Linked DNA regions of Homo sapiens: region 1 is linked to region 2. Evidence: read pairs that join two places in POLR2A ChIA-PET (ENCODE). Cell type or tissue: PC-9. All regions are shown on one strand. Each heading gives the region's core, and the rest is flanking DNA. Links, peaks and the distances in the headings are about the cores only. Region 1 has its middle 11 kb from the start of GRIK4. Region 2 overlaps USP2-AS1 (USP2 antisense RNA 1).

The links. ChIA-PET counts read pairs that join two places held together with the same protein. Peaks named below come from ENCODE experiments on the same cell type or tissue, not always from the same donor. Only the 100,000 strongest peaks of a DNase experiment are listed, where the experiment ranks them.
Region 1: POLR2A ChIA-PET joins it to region 2 with 6 read pairs; 2 of 35 experiments call an interaction of 5 or more read pairs at or near these places.

Annotation. Positions count from the first base shown.
Region 1 is chr11:120,496,452-120,505,129 of GRCh38, forward strand. No RefSeq gene overlaps it. Among named protein-coding and RNA genes, the nearest start is that of GRIK4, 11 kb to the right of the region's middle. RefSeq lists enhancers at 6,996-7,055, 7,266-7,325. In PC-9, for the core only: no CTCF peak of the experiment used is centred there; no DNase peak of the experiment used is centred there; H3K27me3 peaks cover 532 bases.
Region 2 is chr11:119,489,723-119,498,400 of GRCh38, forward strand. All of the region lies in intron 3 of USP2-AS1 (USP2 antisense RNA 1), which reads left to right. Among named protein-coding and RNA genes, the nearest start is that of THY1, 71 kb to the left of the region's middle. RefSeq lists an enhancer at 8,348-8,678. In PC-9, for the core only: CTCF peaks have their summits at 2,264 and 2,468; a DNase peak (open chromatin) is centred at 4,229; H3K27me3 peaks cover 7,620 bases.

The DNA of each region.
Region 1 (8,678 bases), core at 486-8,485, 1.0 Mb after region 2:
GTTGGTTGATTAATTGGTTAACTTATTCCCAGCTTTGTTTCAGAAAGCTTTGCAGCAGAGCAGGGCGTTTGAAGATGGTTTAAGGAAAAAAAGGAATCATAGGCCTTAGGGAAAAGAAGGTGGATGTTAGGCTCGTTTGCAGTATTTGTTACTTGATCCTATGATTTTTTTTCTTTCAAAATGTCTCTGATTTACCCCTTGCTCTGTTTCCACTGTAGCAGGTTATCTTGCGGCACAGCTCCATGTAACTAAAACACCTGCATAGATTGCTGCCTCCTCCGCTCTCCAGCCTGTCATGCATGACTACCCGCCAGGTTTGCTCCAAAACATTCCTTTCATTGTGCCACTTGCCTGCCCAAGAACCTGCAGTGGCTATGGTTACTACTGTATCGATTAAACTCCGCTTTGTTTCAGAGATGATCATAATTTGGCCAGCTTCATTTCCCTCTACTGTCCATCGTGAGCCCTCTTCCCCAGTAAGGCTTAGGCTCCTCCAAGTCTCCCCACCTCACATTCTAGGCCGGGACTCCACCTTTGCTTTTCCCTTAGTCTGAAATGTACTTTGGAAACTTCCAAGATGAGTATTAAAAGTAATAGCTGGCCGGGCGCGATGACTCACGCCTGTAATCCCAGCACTTTGGGAGGCCAAGGCGGGCGGATCAAGAGGTTGGGAGATGGAGACCATCCTGGCCAACAGGGTGAAACCCCGTTTCTACTAAACTACAAAAAATTAGCTGTGCGTGGTGGCAGGCGCCTGTAGTCCCAGCAACTTGGGAGGCTGAGGCAGGGGAATCACTTGGACCCGGGAGGCAGAGGTTGCAGTGAGCCGAGATCGCACCATTGCACTCCAGTCTGGCGACAGAGCAAGACTCCATCTGAAAATAAATAAATAAATAAATAAATAAATAAATAAATAAATAAATAAATAATGGCTGGCCAGACATGGTGGCTCATGCCTGTAATCCTAGCACTTTGGGAGGCTGAGGAGGGTGGATCGCTTGTCACTTGAGCCCAAGAGTTCAAGACCAGCTTGGGCAACATGGTGAAACACCATCTTACAAACAATAGAAAAATTAGCTAGGTGAGGTGATGTGCGCCTGTAGTCACAGCTACTTGGGAGGCTGAAGTGGGAGGATCACTTGAGCCCAGGAAGCGGAGGTTGCAGTGAGCCATGATCTGCACTCCAGCCCAGCAATCAAAATAAAATAAAAAATAAAAATATTAGCTACAACTTAATGAGTACAAACTATGTGTCAGGTGCTGTACACTACATACATGACTCCTGTCTTCACAAAAACCTCATAAGGTAAGTGGTTTTTCTCCATTTTTACAGAGCAGGTAACTGAAGCTAGTAGTGATTATGATGTTCCCAGTGGCACAGCTAGGATTCAAGATAAGGTCTGTCTTCCACCAAAGCTTGTCTTTTTTACCCGGCTGCAGAAATAGTTTCTGTACTTAAAGGTGTTTACAGCCTAGTAGTGACAAGTACATGAATATTAATTTTCTGCTTTTCTCCCTCCCTAAATTGCAGTTATCTACACTGGACTAAGGGGCAGAAATTCTGAGAAGTTTGCATTCCATTCAAGGTGTTTGATCTTGGGAATGACTTGAACACAACTAAACATTTAAAGAGATTAACTCAGCAGCTGAATTATGCTAAAGTAGAATAAAGCAGGCAAAGGAGAGTTGGGAGGCAGGAAGGCTAGCAGAGTGATAATATCTGAACAAGAGGCTTACATTTGGTAAAGTAGGAACAGAAAGGGGAAAAATGGTGTAGTTGAGGTAGAAATTACAGATGTTAGCATGTAAGTTAATATGTAGCATAAGGAGAGGGAGGAGTTTAAAAAACAAGACTTTCTGTGAACCAAAGAGATTGATTAACAACTGGGAAAGCATAGAGCAGAGATAGGCTTTGAGGGGAAAATCAGTGTAATTTTGGCCATGTTGAGTTTTAGGTAGCAGTGTTGTCTCAACTTACAGATGTCTAGCAAGATGTGGCAAATACAGTTCCAGAGCTAAATCAAGTTGTCATTCGTGTTGTTTCAGTTGGATTAAGGACATAATCCACAATTGTGTGCATAAAATCTGTGTCATAAAATCTCAGAATTGAAAGTACTTTAGAGTCTGTCAACTGATTGGGGAAACCAAATGTGGTATATTCATATAGGGGAATATTCTTTGCCCTTAAAAAAGGAATGAAGTACAGATAACATGCGACATAATGAATCTTGAAAACTTTATGCTAGGTGGAGAAGGCGGTCCCCAATTGTATGGCCACATATTGTATGATTCCTTTATATGAAATATGTAGAATAGGAAAACCAATAGAAAGTAGATTAGTGGTTGCCAGGGACTGGGGAGAGGGGAGGGTGTTCATGGATATTTGGTAATGAAAAGATTTGGAATTTTTTCAGGGGCGGTGGCAAAAATGTTCTGGAATTAGTGGCAATGGCTGTATGACCTTGCAAATATACTAAAAACCACGGAGTCGTACACTTTAAAATGGTGAATTTTATGGCATATGAATTATATATTTTTTAAGTGGAAGAAAAAAAGTACCTCAGAGATCACCTACTGTGTCCTCATACTGAGTGACTCAGTGCCTTTGTCCCTTCTCTACTCACACTGGAGATGGGTGAACATCTTCTGTCTTAGGGAACTTATCTTTTTGCCCAATAACCCATTCTATTTTTTTGAGACTTCTAATTGGTGTATGTGGCATAGTGGGTAGGAAGAATGGTCTCTCGACATCAGAAAGTGCTGGCTTTGCCACTTACTGACTTGCGTGACATTGGGCAAGTGAATTTCGTTAAGCGTCAGTTTCAGCATCTGCAAAAACTGAGTTAATAATAGTACCTTCCTCAGGGTTGCATTGACGAAAATGAAACAATGCACGTGGCGTGCCCAGCAGCTAGTAAATACTTTATATTCGGTCATAATTAGTCTTTTATTTCTTGCTTGCCCCTCACAATATAAAATACCTCATAAGAGGTCAGTTGCTACACTTTGGTTTGTCTGTTGTTTGTTTTTGAAACAGAGTCTCGCTCTGTCACTCAGGCTGGAGCGCAGTGGTGAGATCTCAGCTCACTGCGACCTCCACCTCCTGGGTTCAAGCAATTCTCCTGCCTCAACCTCCCAAGTAGCTGGGATTACAGGCATGCACCACCGTATCCAGCTAATTTTTGTATTTTTAGTAGAGATGGGGTTTCGCCATATTGACCAAGCTAGTCTTGAACTCCTGACCTCAAGCGATCCTCCAGCCTCAGCCTCCCAAAGTGCTGGGATTACAGGTGTGAGCCACCACAACTGGCCAGTTGCTACACTTTGTTTTTTGATTTCCTCATAGTCCAAAAAGTCTACCGCGTACAGGAACATACGGCAAGGACAGTTGGGATAAGCTGTGAAAATGTATGGTTTTTTTTTTTCTTTAAAGAATCTCAGTGGGATCTACTGATGCGTTGACATTATGCCAACTTGCCAGCAATTTCGTTTTTCCCTTCAAGATGTCTGTGAACAGTGTGGCAAAAGAGATGAGGCGCCTTGGGGTCTTAACTGCACGATGGCCGGCAAGACACCAGGGAAGCTTCATGTTTTCCCTCCACCTTCAGAGATGCAGTGATACTGAGAGTTGAGAGCAGTTTTATTTAGCATCAGGCAGCTGGGCTGACCTTTCCCAGCACCCCCATGCTCTTTGGTAACTAAAGGTAGAAAGAGAAAGACCATTTTTTAAGTATGTGAACATAAGGAGGAGTCCCTTCCTAAATTCTTGCTGTAACCTCCAACTTCTTATCCTTGTTTTGGCTAAGATTAGACAAGTATTATGAAGTGATATGACACCAAAAGGCTAGACAGGAGAGGATTTATATAGATTCAATCATCTAGAAGATTTGGCAATTTTTTACAAGCCATTTGTTTTTTGTTTCTTGGTTTTTTTTTTTTTGAGACAGAGTCTCGCTCTGTCGCCCAGGCTGGAGTGCAGTGGTGCGATTTCGGCTCCTGCAACCTCCGCCTCCCAGTTTAAAGTGATTCTCTTGCCTCAGCCTTCCGAGCAGCTGAGACTACAGGCGCCTGCCACCACCCCCGGCTGATTTTTGTATTTTTAGTAGAGGCCAGATTTCACCATATTGGCCAGGCTGGTCTCCAACTCCTGACCTCAAATGATCCACCCACCTCGGCTTCCCAAAGTACTGGAATTACAGGCGTGGGCCACAGCGCCCGGCCAAGCTACTTGTTTTATTAGGTGTCCAGTGCAGTCTTGATGTTAGCTGAAGATGTTTGGGTAATCTCTTGTATCGCTTCATAAAACAGCATAATAAACCCAATAGTAGCAGCATTCAATAGCTTTGCACCAAGGAAATGTTCCCTCCCACCTCTCATTCCCTCTGCTTCCTACTCCCCAATCCCTACCTCAAGCCACCTGCTGGGCAGCTGGAACCACAAATCACCAGCATTACTTCCAGAGGAATAAAACAGCCTACATCCCCCACCCCCCCACCCCCGTCCCCGCCTGCTTTGTTTTTAGCTGGTTTGTTTGTTTTCGGATGTCAGTAATGTGAAGTATTTCCCCTAATCAATGTTTTAACCTTCTTGTTGATATTTATTCAGCTTGGTTGAATGTACTGTGTTAAAGCATCCATGAGCTCTATGCATGGGAGAGTAAATCTGAATTTCTCTCTTTTCTCTGGAGACATCATAATATTTCCTATTATCAGAGGATTGTTTTGCTAGGATATTAATGAGCAGTTTCTCTGCTGGAGTTGTCATTGCTTCCCTCTTCCTTCAGCTCCCAAACAATTTTGAATTAACATGGAAACCAAGTTTAATTTCTTGACTCATCTCCTCTGGCTTTGAATTTCCTTTTCTGTTTCATGCTGTTGTCAATAATTTGGTGCTCCCATCTGTCCATTTCTGCTCACCATGTTATTGATAATGTGATTAACCCCCTACTCCATTGCTATTTATTTAGTGATAAATTATTTCTGATCATGTGTGCTATATTTTCTTTACTCAGATCTAAGGTATAATTAGGGAAGAGAGCTGAACAAAATAACCTTTTTTTCCCTTCTCTTACCATGGTGTTGGGTGAAACATGCTGTCCAGCAGGTCCCTGTCTTTTATAATGGAAGGAGAACGTGCTTTTATATGCAAATCCAGATGTGTGATGGTGGTTTGTTTACCTTACTTTGTGCTTAATGAGATTCTCCAGATATTGTTATGTTGAAGTACTGCTTCTATTTTTATTATCTAACATTTATTAAATGTCAACCATGTGCTCTGTTAAACAAAGAATAGCACAGTTCTGTCTGGACTCAGAGTCTAGATGCTTAGTTTCAGCCCTAGTGACTAAAACCTGTATAATGGACGGTGTATGTTATCCTGGGGAATGTTTTCCAAATATTGTATTTTAAAATGATAAACAATTGGACCCTGCCCCTGGGAGAGACACATCTGAAACAAGGCACATGTATAAAACAAGGCGCAGAATAAGAGAGAGAAAGATACAGTTGAACTTACTTTAAAAGTAAGATTGATTTTTTTTACCTTAATTTTTACTCTTGAAATTTCAAGTGATAGGTTGAATTTTCCAGCTGTTTTGATTTCACCTATGTTTTCCATTCTACAAAGAATGTTTTGATCTTTTCATCTGGCCCAAGGCAAAGCTGGTGACTTGGCTCAGTTACAAGAAAAGAGCCCGGAACCTTACGGAGCAGGAATGTAGATTTTAGCTCATTTCAGTGGCACAGCTTGGTTTGGTGAATCACTTTGTACCTCGGATTCTTTATATCAGGATGGTGGTGGGGTTGTTAAAATATAACTAGTGGAAGGGGAATATTTTGATTTCAAATCAGAAAATACAACTTAAAGGCTCATAATTTACTACTAAATAGCTATTTTCAGCCAGGCATGGTGGCTTATACATGTAATCCCAGCACTTTGGGAGGTTGAGGCAGGCAGATCACTTGAGCCTAGGAGTTTGAGACCAGACTGGGCTAGAAAGTGAGACTCTCATCTTTACAAAAAATCAAAAAATTACCTGGGTGTGGTGGCACACCCATGTGATCCAAGCTACATGGGAGGCTGAGGCAGGAGGATTGCTTAAGCCTAGGAGTTGAAGGCTGCAGTGAGCTATGATACTACCGCTGCACTCCAGCCTGGGCAGCAGAGTGAGACCCTGTCTCAAAACAAACAAATAATATTAAAAATAAATACAAATTTTCTTATCTTTGAAACGAGGATAACACAACTCAGGGTTGAAATGAGAAATATGATGATGGCTGTGAAAGCACTTTGTAAACCATGATGTGCTTTGCACATTTATCCTCAGAATGCTTACTACTCATTAGTTCAAATTTATATATAAGCTCTACGTCCAGGGCCGGGTGCAGTGGCTCACTCCTGTAATCCCAGCCTTTTGGGAGGCCGAGGCAGGTGGATCGCTTGAGGTCAGGAGTTCGAGATCAGCCAGGCCAACATGGCGAAACCCCATCCCTACTAAAAATATAAAAATTAGCTGGGTGTGGTGGCGGCTGCCTGTAATCCCAGCTACTGGGGAGGTTGAGGCAGGAGAATTGCTTGAACCCAGTAGGCAGAGGTTGCAGTGAGTCAAGATCATGCCACTGCCCTCCAGCCTGGGTGACAGAGCGAGACTCCATCTGAAAAAAAAAAAAAATAAATAATAAGATATGTATCCAAATGCATTTACTTGTGCATTCGGATTGATTATGTTGTTAATGAGTAAGGTGCAGAGGCAACAGTGTTGAGCTGAGGACTGGAATTAGTGGGGACCGCCACTAAGGGAGTGCACAGGGGAATGTTGCCTGTGTAGGTCTCACTGGAGTGAGCTGGTTCTTGGGGAATGGAACCACACCAGCAAAAATCGAGGACAGTGCCTGCCACCTAGGAGCCACGGAGTAATTGTTCACTACCTTCAACTGATGGTTGAAAACACAGTCCTGGGAGTAGCCTCCAGTATTTAATAAACCTTTTCTCCCTTCCCCCACCCACTTCTTTAGCCAACTACACCATAAAACAGACCCTTCTATCGCTACCAAAAATAAAAATCTTGTCTTTGGGGTTGGGAGAGATAAGACTTACTTGGTTATTAACTGTATAGGTATTTGTATATAGGTATTTTCAGCTGGGTCTACCTCTTCAACTTTTGTTTTTCAGTTTAATTTCTCTATTCCTCTTTCCCAGCCAAATTTTTAAGTCAACCATACACCTCAACAGGGGGCCTAATTAATTAGCATTTTAAAAGCAGTGTACTCCCTCAGAAGGGTGGAGGGGGAGGGTAGCTTGGAGTCAGTTTGTATTCAGAAGAACAAGGTATTATTGTGTGTGCTGGATTTTTTTTTTTTGAGACGGAGTCTAGCTCTGTCACCAGGCTGGAGTGCAGTGGCGCAATCTCAGCTCACTACAACCTCTGCCTCCCGGGTTCAAGTGATTCTCCTGCCTCAGCCTCCTGAGTAGCTGGGATTACAGGCACCCGCCACGACGCCCGGGTACTTTTTGTATTTTTAGTAGAGACACAGTTTCACCATGTTGGTCAGTCAGGCTGGTCTCGAACTCCTGACCTCATGTGATCTGCCCGCCTCAGCCTCCCAAAGTGCTGAGATTACAGCGTGAGCCACCGCACCCTGCCGTGTGTGCTGAAGTTTACCCAAATGCTTAATGCTGGAAAATGCTTGAAGAAAACCATCCTTCCTCTGGCAGGAGGTGCAGTCTGACATGGAAGCATAAAGCAATATATAGAGACACGTTTTCATTTTTACTCTACTTACTGTTTTCATTCCTGAAAGTATATGCATGTGTGTGTTACAAGAAGTCATTTTAAAAAACAAACATGATGTTCATCTATTCAGATTGGTTTTATTTTGGAACTGTCTTCCTCTCATGTAAATGTATCCTTTTTAAAAAAGGCCATTAATGCTATTTACCTAGTAACACTTCAGTGTGTCAATAATATTACTTTTGTCAATAGAGCACTTAAGTAATTATTGCCTTTTCTGGTATTAAGTATCTTCGCTGCATTTAAAGAAAAGCACCCATACATCTAAAGAAAAAGGTCCAAAAACATAAGGCAAGTTTTTACTTTCAACAATAAGTGTTACATTTCTCCAAAGATCCAAATTTCCTTTTAGCCTTGGGCCAAGAAGACAGACTGAGAGAATCCAAGAATTTACAGATGGAAGTTACCTCATTCAACCTCCTAATCTACTGCTGGAATACCCTCTAGGGCAGCCCTGGCAGATGGCCATCCATCTGCTTGTATACTTCCAGGGCTGGGGAGCTCATTATCTCCTGAGGCAACTCATAAATTCTTTCTTATTTGAGCTAAAAGTGGCCTCTCTGTAACTTCTTTTTTTTTGAGACAGAGTCTCGCTCTATCGGCCAGGCTGGAGTGCAGGGCACGATCTTGGCTCACTGCAACCTCTGCCTCCCGGGCTCAAGCAATTCTCCTGCCTCAGCCTCCCGAGTAGCTGGGATTACAGGTGCGTGCTACCATGCCCGGCTAATTTTTGTATTTTTAGTAAAGATGGGGTTTCACCATATTGGCCAGGCTGGTCTCGAACTCTTGATCTCAGGTAATCTACCCGCCTCGGTCTCCCAAAGTGCTGGGATTACAGGCATGAGCCACCGTGCCCGGCCGCCTCTCTGTAACTTCTATCCACTGGTCC
Region 2 (8,678 bases), core at 288-8,287:
TGGCCCTATGAGAGGGCAGAAATGGAGACTGAGACCCACCAGCACTTTAGGGGCCTCCCTGGGACTCGTCCTTCCCTCTGACATGATGCTAACTCCATGTCCTGAAGCATCAGCTCATCACCCCATCCTTCAACTAACCCATCAACCAGCCAAGTACACCAACCAACAAGCCAAGCCACACCCCACTCACCAATCCATCAGCCACCACTCTACCTGTTACCCTACACCCTGCCATGCCACCAACTCAGCAACCTTCTAAGCAACATACCAATTCACCAACCAGATAATCTACCAACCGGCCTATTCTTCCACCATCTAACCACCCCACTAACCAGCCTATCAGCCAACTCACCAACCAACTCATTACCACACTGTCCAATCAGGAGATAGAAGCTACACAGTGCTGTGAACAGAAAGCTTTAATATAAAGAATTATTAACTATAACAGGAAATCACCCACTAAGCATGACAGGAGATCATCCAATAACCATGACAGGAGATCGCCCACTAACCGTGACAGGAGATTGCCCAATAACCGTGACAGGAGATCGCCCACTAACCGTGACAGGAGATCACCCACTAACCGTGACAGGAGATCGCCCACTAACCGTGACAGGAGATCGCCCACTAACCATGACAGGAGATCGCCCACTAACTGTGACAGGAGATCTCCTAGTAACCATAATAGGAGATTGCCTAGTAACCATAACAGGAGATCACCTAGTAGCTATGACAGGAGATCACCCAGTAACCATGACAGGAGATCACCCACTAACCATGACAGGAGATCGCCCACTAACCATAACAGGAGATTGCCTAGTAACTATAACAGGAGATCGCCTAGTAGCTATGACAGGAGATCACCCAGTAACCGTGACAGGAGATCGCCCACTAACCATGACAGGAGATCACCCACTAACCATGACAGGGGATCACCCACTAACCATGACAGGAGATCGCCTACCTAAGGAACACTTCTACCTCTAGGGCTGAGGCCGAGCATCGAAGGCAGGAAGAAACCTGGAAGCGTCTTCCCGCAACCCCAACACCCAGGGCTGAGACCCAAACCTTGTTAGAGATGGTACAGCCGAGGCGCCCTGGCTGCAGGAAAGTTTGCTGAAGTGCCGGTGTGGGTGGAACTCTCTGGCAGGCCACTCTCTGGGCTGCTGCAGGAGGCTGGATGCTGCGGGACACCTCACTGAGGAGCCTGCAAGAGAAGCCCTTCCTCGTCCTGTGCTGCTCCTCCAGCACCGTCTCCTGGGAAAGCCGAACATGGAGCCAGCTGGTTAAAGAGAAATATCGACAGGGTCTAGCTCCACGATCACAGACCAGACCCCGGAGAGTACATGTGAAGCTGAGACGCAATTCAGTAATAACTGGCACACCTGTTCTCTTGCTTCCCCACCAACTCTGCAACCCACTAACCAATATGCCACTCATCCACCAACCAACCAATCAGCTAACAAGCCTACCCTTCCACCATTTCATCACCCCACCAACTGCAGTCCTCTGACCAGAATACCCATCTACCTACCTACCTGCTACCCCAGCAACCCAGTTTTCTTGAATGTTCCAGGCACTGTGCTGAGGGCAGTGAGGAATACAGCAGTGAAAGGGAAGTCTGCACCCTGAAGGAGTGACACTCATTTATTCAAATTGGGCAACATATGCAACCTATGCCTATGATTTACTGTGGGCCAATAAGGCCCTGTTTCACGCAGGTGACATCCATTAAATGGACAAACAGTGGGCAGACAGCATGCTCTGAAGCTAGTGGTGGGAGAGATCACTATGGCCTGATGGTAGAGAGCAGCCTCGTGGAGGAGGGAAGTGATCTGGGCATTGAAGAATGAGCAGAGTAGAGATTCCAATTTGGAAAAGGAAAAGAAAGGCACGGGGGCAGTGAATGTCTAGGTATCTACTGTGTGCCGAAGGAGGACTCGGCACAGGGAGACTTCTGCACAAGAAGGGCTCACCATCCTGGGGGCGCCACAGGCCCCAGCTGCACGGGCCTGCAGGGAGCACACGTCCATCTCATCCGTGACAGGCAAGAGCTATCACACCCCTAGGAGAGGCTGATCCTATCATCAGCTTCTTTCTCAGGCAGTGAAGGGGCTCCTCCTTTTCATCAAGGGCTAAACTACAATTTTGAAAAAAAAAAAAAAAGGCTCACCCAGCATCAAGCAGACATCAGAAAGAACTTCCAGTCCAGACCAGCAGGAGGCTCAGGAATGCGATACTTCCAACTGTCTGGGGTGCCTGAAATATTGACCTGCTCAGAGGCAGGGGAATATCCGCAATGACCCTTCCTCACCCTGTTGTTAAAGGGCTCCTTGTGGCCCAGGTCCACCTGCTCCCAGGCTTCCATCAGCCCAAGTGCCATTAAGTATCTCGGAATAAAAATCTGACTTCAGAATCAATTGATGGAGAGAGGTTCTCCAAACATTCGCTGGTGAAGGTAATTAAATTCCAATCGGAGAAGATGGAGCTGTGTGACGGGGCGGTGGGGGCAGCGGCTGGCACCTGGCTGCTGAGCAATGAAATCACGGGCGTGCGCAGCCCAGAGCTGGCAGCGGCACAAAGGAAATTGGAGCAGTCAAATATTTCCCTCCTCGTTGAGTTCCATTTACATGTTTATAATAGAGGTTCTTAAGGCCCTAATGAGAAGGCTGCTCATTGCAGGCAAGAGGATGATTAAGGCTCTGCCAGACGAGATCAGGGACAGGAACAAAGGCCTGTTAATTACTACAGAGGGACAGGAGGAGCGCCAGGCTCCAGCTCGCTGCTCCCCCAGAGCCTCCCAGCCTGGTGCCTTCTGGTTCGCTGAGGCTGCCTCACCTTTGCTCCCAACCCAGGTGACCTCCCGGGGCGGGCTAGATTCCCCAGAGCTGGAGTCAGGGGTTCAGGGACCATTTCCACTTTCCCTCCCTAGGGGGTGATTTCAGGCAGTACCCCTGGCACATGCAGATTTGTCCTCTGAAGGTGCCCTGTTGGGGGAAATGGCTCAGAGGAAGCCACGCTGCTGAACTGCTTGGCCACCGCCTGAACCATGAGGTTCACCTGCCCACCAGGGGGGTTGCTCACTTGAGCTTCCAAGCCCTAGAGGGAGGACCACCCTGGGCGGATGACAAAGCCCCTCTTCCCAGCCTTCAGCATCCAAGAGACACAGTTATACCTGTGGAGACCCAGGCCAGAATTAGTGATGGATGATGTCATCTGGTACAAAGGCAGAGGGTTCTTGCCAAGTTGATTTTAAGGCCTTTCTAACAACCGGAGTTCATGGTATGGTGGAAAAAGTAAAGGTTTTGTGTCAACAGGCTTAGGGTCAGGCAGACTTGGTCTCAAATCCCAGGTATTCTGTTTGCTAATGAGGTGCCCTGGACAGGTTATTAACTTCTCTGAGCCTCAGTCTCTTCATCAGTTAAAAGGGGGTAATCTCACCTACTACACTCGGGCTGGTTTTATGATGCAATGAGATAATGTTGACTAGGTCTGGCACAAAGTAGGTGGTCAGTTCACATTGGTGACCTTGTCCCCTATTCTGAGGGGCTGGGTTGGTATGCTTTGGAAGTCCTGCCTATCTATGACCTGCAGGACATGGGGCTGAGTGTGGGCAGTATCTGATTTCCTTCAGCCTGTCGCTGCTCCGTAGCACCTCTTCTTGTGACATGGCATCTGGCAATATTGAAGGGAAAGAGGAGATTGTCTGGCCAGGGCTGGGAGGAAATCAGACTCTGTGCACTGCTTGCCCAAGTGCCCCTCACCTGTGTCCCACTCTACCTCTGAGGGCTCCAGAGATGAGGGGAAGATGCGAGGAGGGAGAGAAGAGTCATGTTTGAGGAGCTCCCTGATTTCTCTATGAGAAAGAAAAATCAGAGAAATAAGTTATGCCATGCAAAGTGGAGTGAATCTGGTAGTCAAGGGTTGAATTTGAAGAACTTTGATTTTTAGGAAAATGGTCATCTTGTAAAGGCCCAAACCAGAGCTTTCTCAACTAGAATCCGATTTTAGGCCCAGGGGATATAGGGTCTAAGAGGAGAATGATTCTGCGGTTAACACAAAGACCCAAAGATGAGAGACCCCCAACTCCCTGGAGGATATGGTGCCATCTTGGTCTTCCCGGGGTCAGTGTTGGCAGCTGGGAACATCTCAGTGGCTTCTTGGCTTACTAAGGTGCTTCCCTTGGAGCTGTCCACGGTGCTGGCCTCAGAGCCTATCTGGCCCTGGCTGCCTGGCCACACCTACCTCTCCAGCTGGCTGTCAGGCCTGTCACCTGCAGAGCTTCTGCCCCAGCCCACAGCACTGAACCTTGCTGCAAGCCCCAGGATTTTCAGACACACCTAATGCTAAGATGCATTTTAGCTTGAGCCTTAGGGCTAACAATAACCTAGTCCCTAGAGTCCACCTTAAACAGAACTCTCACCAGAATCTAGACTTGAATCCATATCAATCTGAAGTACAGCTCGAATCATCATCCCTTCCTTAATATGAATCTTAAACCCTATTCTCATTTCTAGTCTCCAATCGAGTACTGGTCTGAAGTTCACCTCTTACCCTAACTTCCGAATGAACCTGAGCCCTAAAGACTTGATCTTGGGCAAAGGATTGGCCCATCCCCTCTTCTCTCCCTCCTTATGAATGTGGCAGAGCCTCTGTGGTGAGCGCTGTGGGTAGAGAGATGTGTCCTGTGCTGCCCCTGCTCTCCAGGAACTTGGCTGTGTGCCCCTACCGCCCTCACCATCAGACAAATTCATGTCAGTGTCAGCATTGACGATATTCTCCCAAGAGGGAAAGTCTTTAGAGAAGATGTCATCATCATTTACAAGGCAAAACATAGAGGTGGGCCATGGAGAGCTCTGAATTCTTCCCACTGTGCACCACCTGCCGAGAGGCTCTGGCTCCTGCCTCCTGTGCCTTTGGTCCACGCTGCATGCTGGTGTGGGTGGGGAGTGAAGAGTGGAGGAAACTTTCATAGGGGCAAGGCCCACCTGTCTCTGTGGAATATGATTCACATAGTTGTAGGTAGATGCTGAGGAGGCCCGGGTAGCACAGGAAGTACCAGACCCTGAGCACCTACCATTACCAGGCCCCTCGCTGACCTTCACAACACTCACTGAGCGGGGCTGAGGAAGCCGAAGGGCCTTTGTATCCATTACAAAGATAACAGGTAGAAGAGCTGGGAATGAAATACAAGTCCTGTGGCTGCTGAGTCCTAGAGGCTGGGGACGGTGAGGGGAGAGGCTTTCTAAAGGAGGTGAGGTGCAGGCGGTGGGGACACAGGCAGTGTGGGGTGCAGTGTCAGGAGGGATGAGTGGGGGTTGAGGTGAGAGGTGAGGAAGAGAGGTTGACCAAGGCTGGGAGATGCAGATGGGATGGGGATGGCCCCATAGGCTGGTCTGGACTTTCCCTGTGCCCAAGGCCAGACACTGGGGAAAGCTCAGGGAGAGAAGAGAACTTGCAAAGCGGAGTCACATTCTTCTCTCCCATGGCGGGTTCCTCCTGAGGGGCCTGCTCTTGTGAGATGACATGAAGAAGGGGAATGGGGAGAATGGCGGCCAGGAGAAGACATATGACATTCCCCAGGGTCAATGGTGCGGCCCGTGTGTCTATCTACTGGCCCTCCACTCCTCCTGCGCCACTTTCTTCCTTCCCCACAGCCACCATCCTAGTCCAGGCCATGCCCGGCCACTGGCTGCAGCCTCCATTGCCTCCCTTCTCCATCCTTTGGGTCCTCTGCCCACAGCCAGAGGGACCTGCCTGAGGCCCTCATGAGGACCCTCCTCCCCAAGAAGATGGGCTGCTCCCTCTTTCCTGCCAAATTCCACTCGCCTCTCCTCCTTGGCTTTCTGTCACTTGTAGCTGTGGCAAACTTGTCCTAGCTGGGACACTGATGAGGAAGGCAGTGCTGTGGATGATGATGAGGGCAGCAGGCATGATGCCAGGATGCCCCCTGACTCCTGCCTCCTCTCCAGCCGACCCCCCAGGATTTCCCAAAACCTCCCTCAGCTCCTCCAGATCCTGCCAACTGCTAGGCTCAGGCCCTCCCACAGCTTCCCCGGCCTGGAAAGGGCGCTAGAATGGGAGTCAGAGGAACCGAGCCCAGTTCCTTATTGACTGCCCTGAAGCCTGGGATAGGGCGCCTCTCCTCTCTACTGTCTCCCCTGTAAAATGGGGATAATCCCTCCTGCTCCACTCTTCTCCCAACGAGAGGGAGAATATGACAGCACTTGGTAAGTAACTGCACTGCATAAAGAGGCCTGCTGGAGTTACTGGCCCCCATTCATGCCTACATTTTGGCCCCATTATTTACATTTAGTTTTATTCCCCTCCTCCTCCTGGAGTCTCTGTTCCCTGCCACGGGGTGTGCAGCTCGCACCCTCTGTGGCCTCCAGCATTCTCTGGCTGAGCCTGCTGCCTGCCACTGATCAGGCCCGTGCAGGGAAGGTGGTGGCTTTCTTCCCTGCCAGTCTTAGCACAGTCCTGGGCTCCCAGGGGACCTCCGTCTAGTTGACTCGATATTGACTGAACCCAGCTTTAGATCAATGGTTCTCAAGCTGAAGCATGTATCAGAATTGCCTGGTGAGCTCATTAAACCCCAAATTGCTGGTTCCCTCCCCAGTTTCTGATTCTAGAAGTCTGGGTGGAGCCTGAGGATCTGCATTTCTGACAAGTTCTCAGGTGATGCTGATGCTGCTGGTCCAGAAACCACACTTTGAGAACCACTGTTGTTCTCAGCGAAAACCTGGATGGCCCTGCCAGGAAGTCTTCTGTCTAAGTGGGCTTAGATGAGATGGCCTTATGGGGCGGATGTGTGTGTGGAGGGGCCTGGGTCCGTGGCACCCCAGACACCAGGAAGTGAGTGCCTCTTGCCTAGAGGCAGAAGCAGCATTGAATGTCCTGAGTCAGAGCTGCGACATCTGAGTTTAATCTGTGTGGAGCAATTCAAGGGAGGGAGCCAAGGGTGGGGGGAGCGGGAGCTGGGAAGGCGGCTGCATATTTCATACTGTTCCCAGCTTTGAAGGTCCAGGGAAAGCGTGTGGCAGTCGGTGACAGCTTCATCGTAATGAGGGATGGGGAGATGCACCCTGCTTGGGGTGAGGCGCTCATCAGATGGGTGGAAGGATGGTCAGGGAGGGGCAGGGGAGGTGGTGGTAGGTGTAGATGGGAAGTGGTGGTGGGGGAGGGTAGAATCTGTAGTGTGGGCCCCTCCTCTAGACTCATCCCCATCTCCCCAGCATATATGGGTGGTGATGAGATTCCTGGAGGGTTTTCAGATGCAGTCTTTAAGGGCCTGTATCCATCCCCAAGGTCACACCTGGAATATCCTCTCCCTCCAAAGAGGTATCTCAACATCAGCAGAAGCTCTAGCAGGGCAAAGCCCCACTGTTCCTGAAACTGTCCCCAACTGGACCCTGGTGGTATCTGAAGCCTCTGAACTGCATGAGAATAGGGCTCATTACCATTCAGCCTCAGATCTGCACCCTGTTTGCCCTTCCTGTTCCATCCCCCCATCCCCGACCTCCCACCAGCAGGGGCCAAGGCCATTTCTAAAGAGTTTATAATCGAGGGCTTAGGAGGAGTCTCTGGACATTCTAAAAAGGCCTCCTCCTTTCTCTTAGTTTTGGGCCCCACCTGTGGTACAGCCCTGATGTAGGAATTTAGAATTCCAGATCTATGGCAATGGAGGAGTTGGGGACACACTGCTCAGTGGCAGGGTTGACTGGGGGACAATTTCTGGGACCAGAAAGGGGGTGCGCACAGGCTGAGTGCCCCCTGTTTACAGCCTCAAAGGGCTCTCAGCACCCAAGTTGGTTGTATTGACAAACATGCCCCTTCTGGGCTCAGCAGGGATCCAGGCCAGCCTTGGAGGAGTCACAGAACCATTTAGAGTCGGTGACCAGTTTCCTTACAGACAGCGGGGTATGCACAGAGGGATACCTGGCAGGAGTCACACAGACTTTGCTGCTCCGGGGCTGCCCAGCCCTGCCCCATGATCAGGGCTGCATTTGCTCTTCAGAGGCCTTTGCCAACACAGGGTGAGCGGGACCCTGGAAGGTGAGAAGGGAGGATGGCAGTGCAGCCCGGCTTCCCTCAGACAGACCCGGGCCCAGCCCTGGCTTTGCCTCCTAGTTTCTAAGGATGCGACCTTGGGCAAGTCATGTGGCTTTTCAGAGCCTCAGTTTGCTCATCCTTAAAATGGGAACAATTGTATCAATTTTGCGGGGCTGATATGAGATGACATATGGACAGCACTGAGCACAGTGCCTGGCACTGGTCCGCTCTCAATAACAGCATGTGCAGACCTGGGGCGGGAGGCATCCAAAGCTGCTTAGGGCCTCCCCCTCCCCAGGGCCTCCTCCCTCCATCCCAGACCTGGTGGAACCAAGAACCGGCCTTGAGCCCCCTCCCTCAGAGTGGCTGGAGTGAACATTCAATCCTGATTAGCTCCACCGGGCTCCGTCGTAACCTTTTCATTAGGAAATTATGTTTAATAGAAATTGTTCTGACACCTCTCAGCAGCGTTTCCCTGCAATTCATTACCACTGGGGAGGGGGCAGGTGGCAGAGCGGCTCTGGGGCCCAGCTCCTTGGGGGAGGGGCCGGCCCTCTCCCTGCCGCTTTCCTGGTTCAGCCTTTGCTATATGGGTGGAAGGGATGCAGGACAGAGGTGTTCCTGCT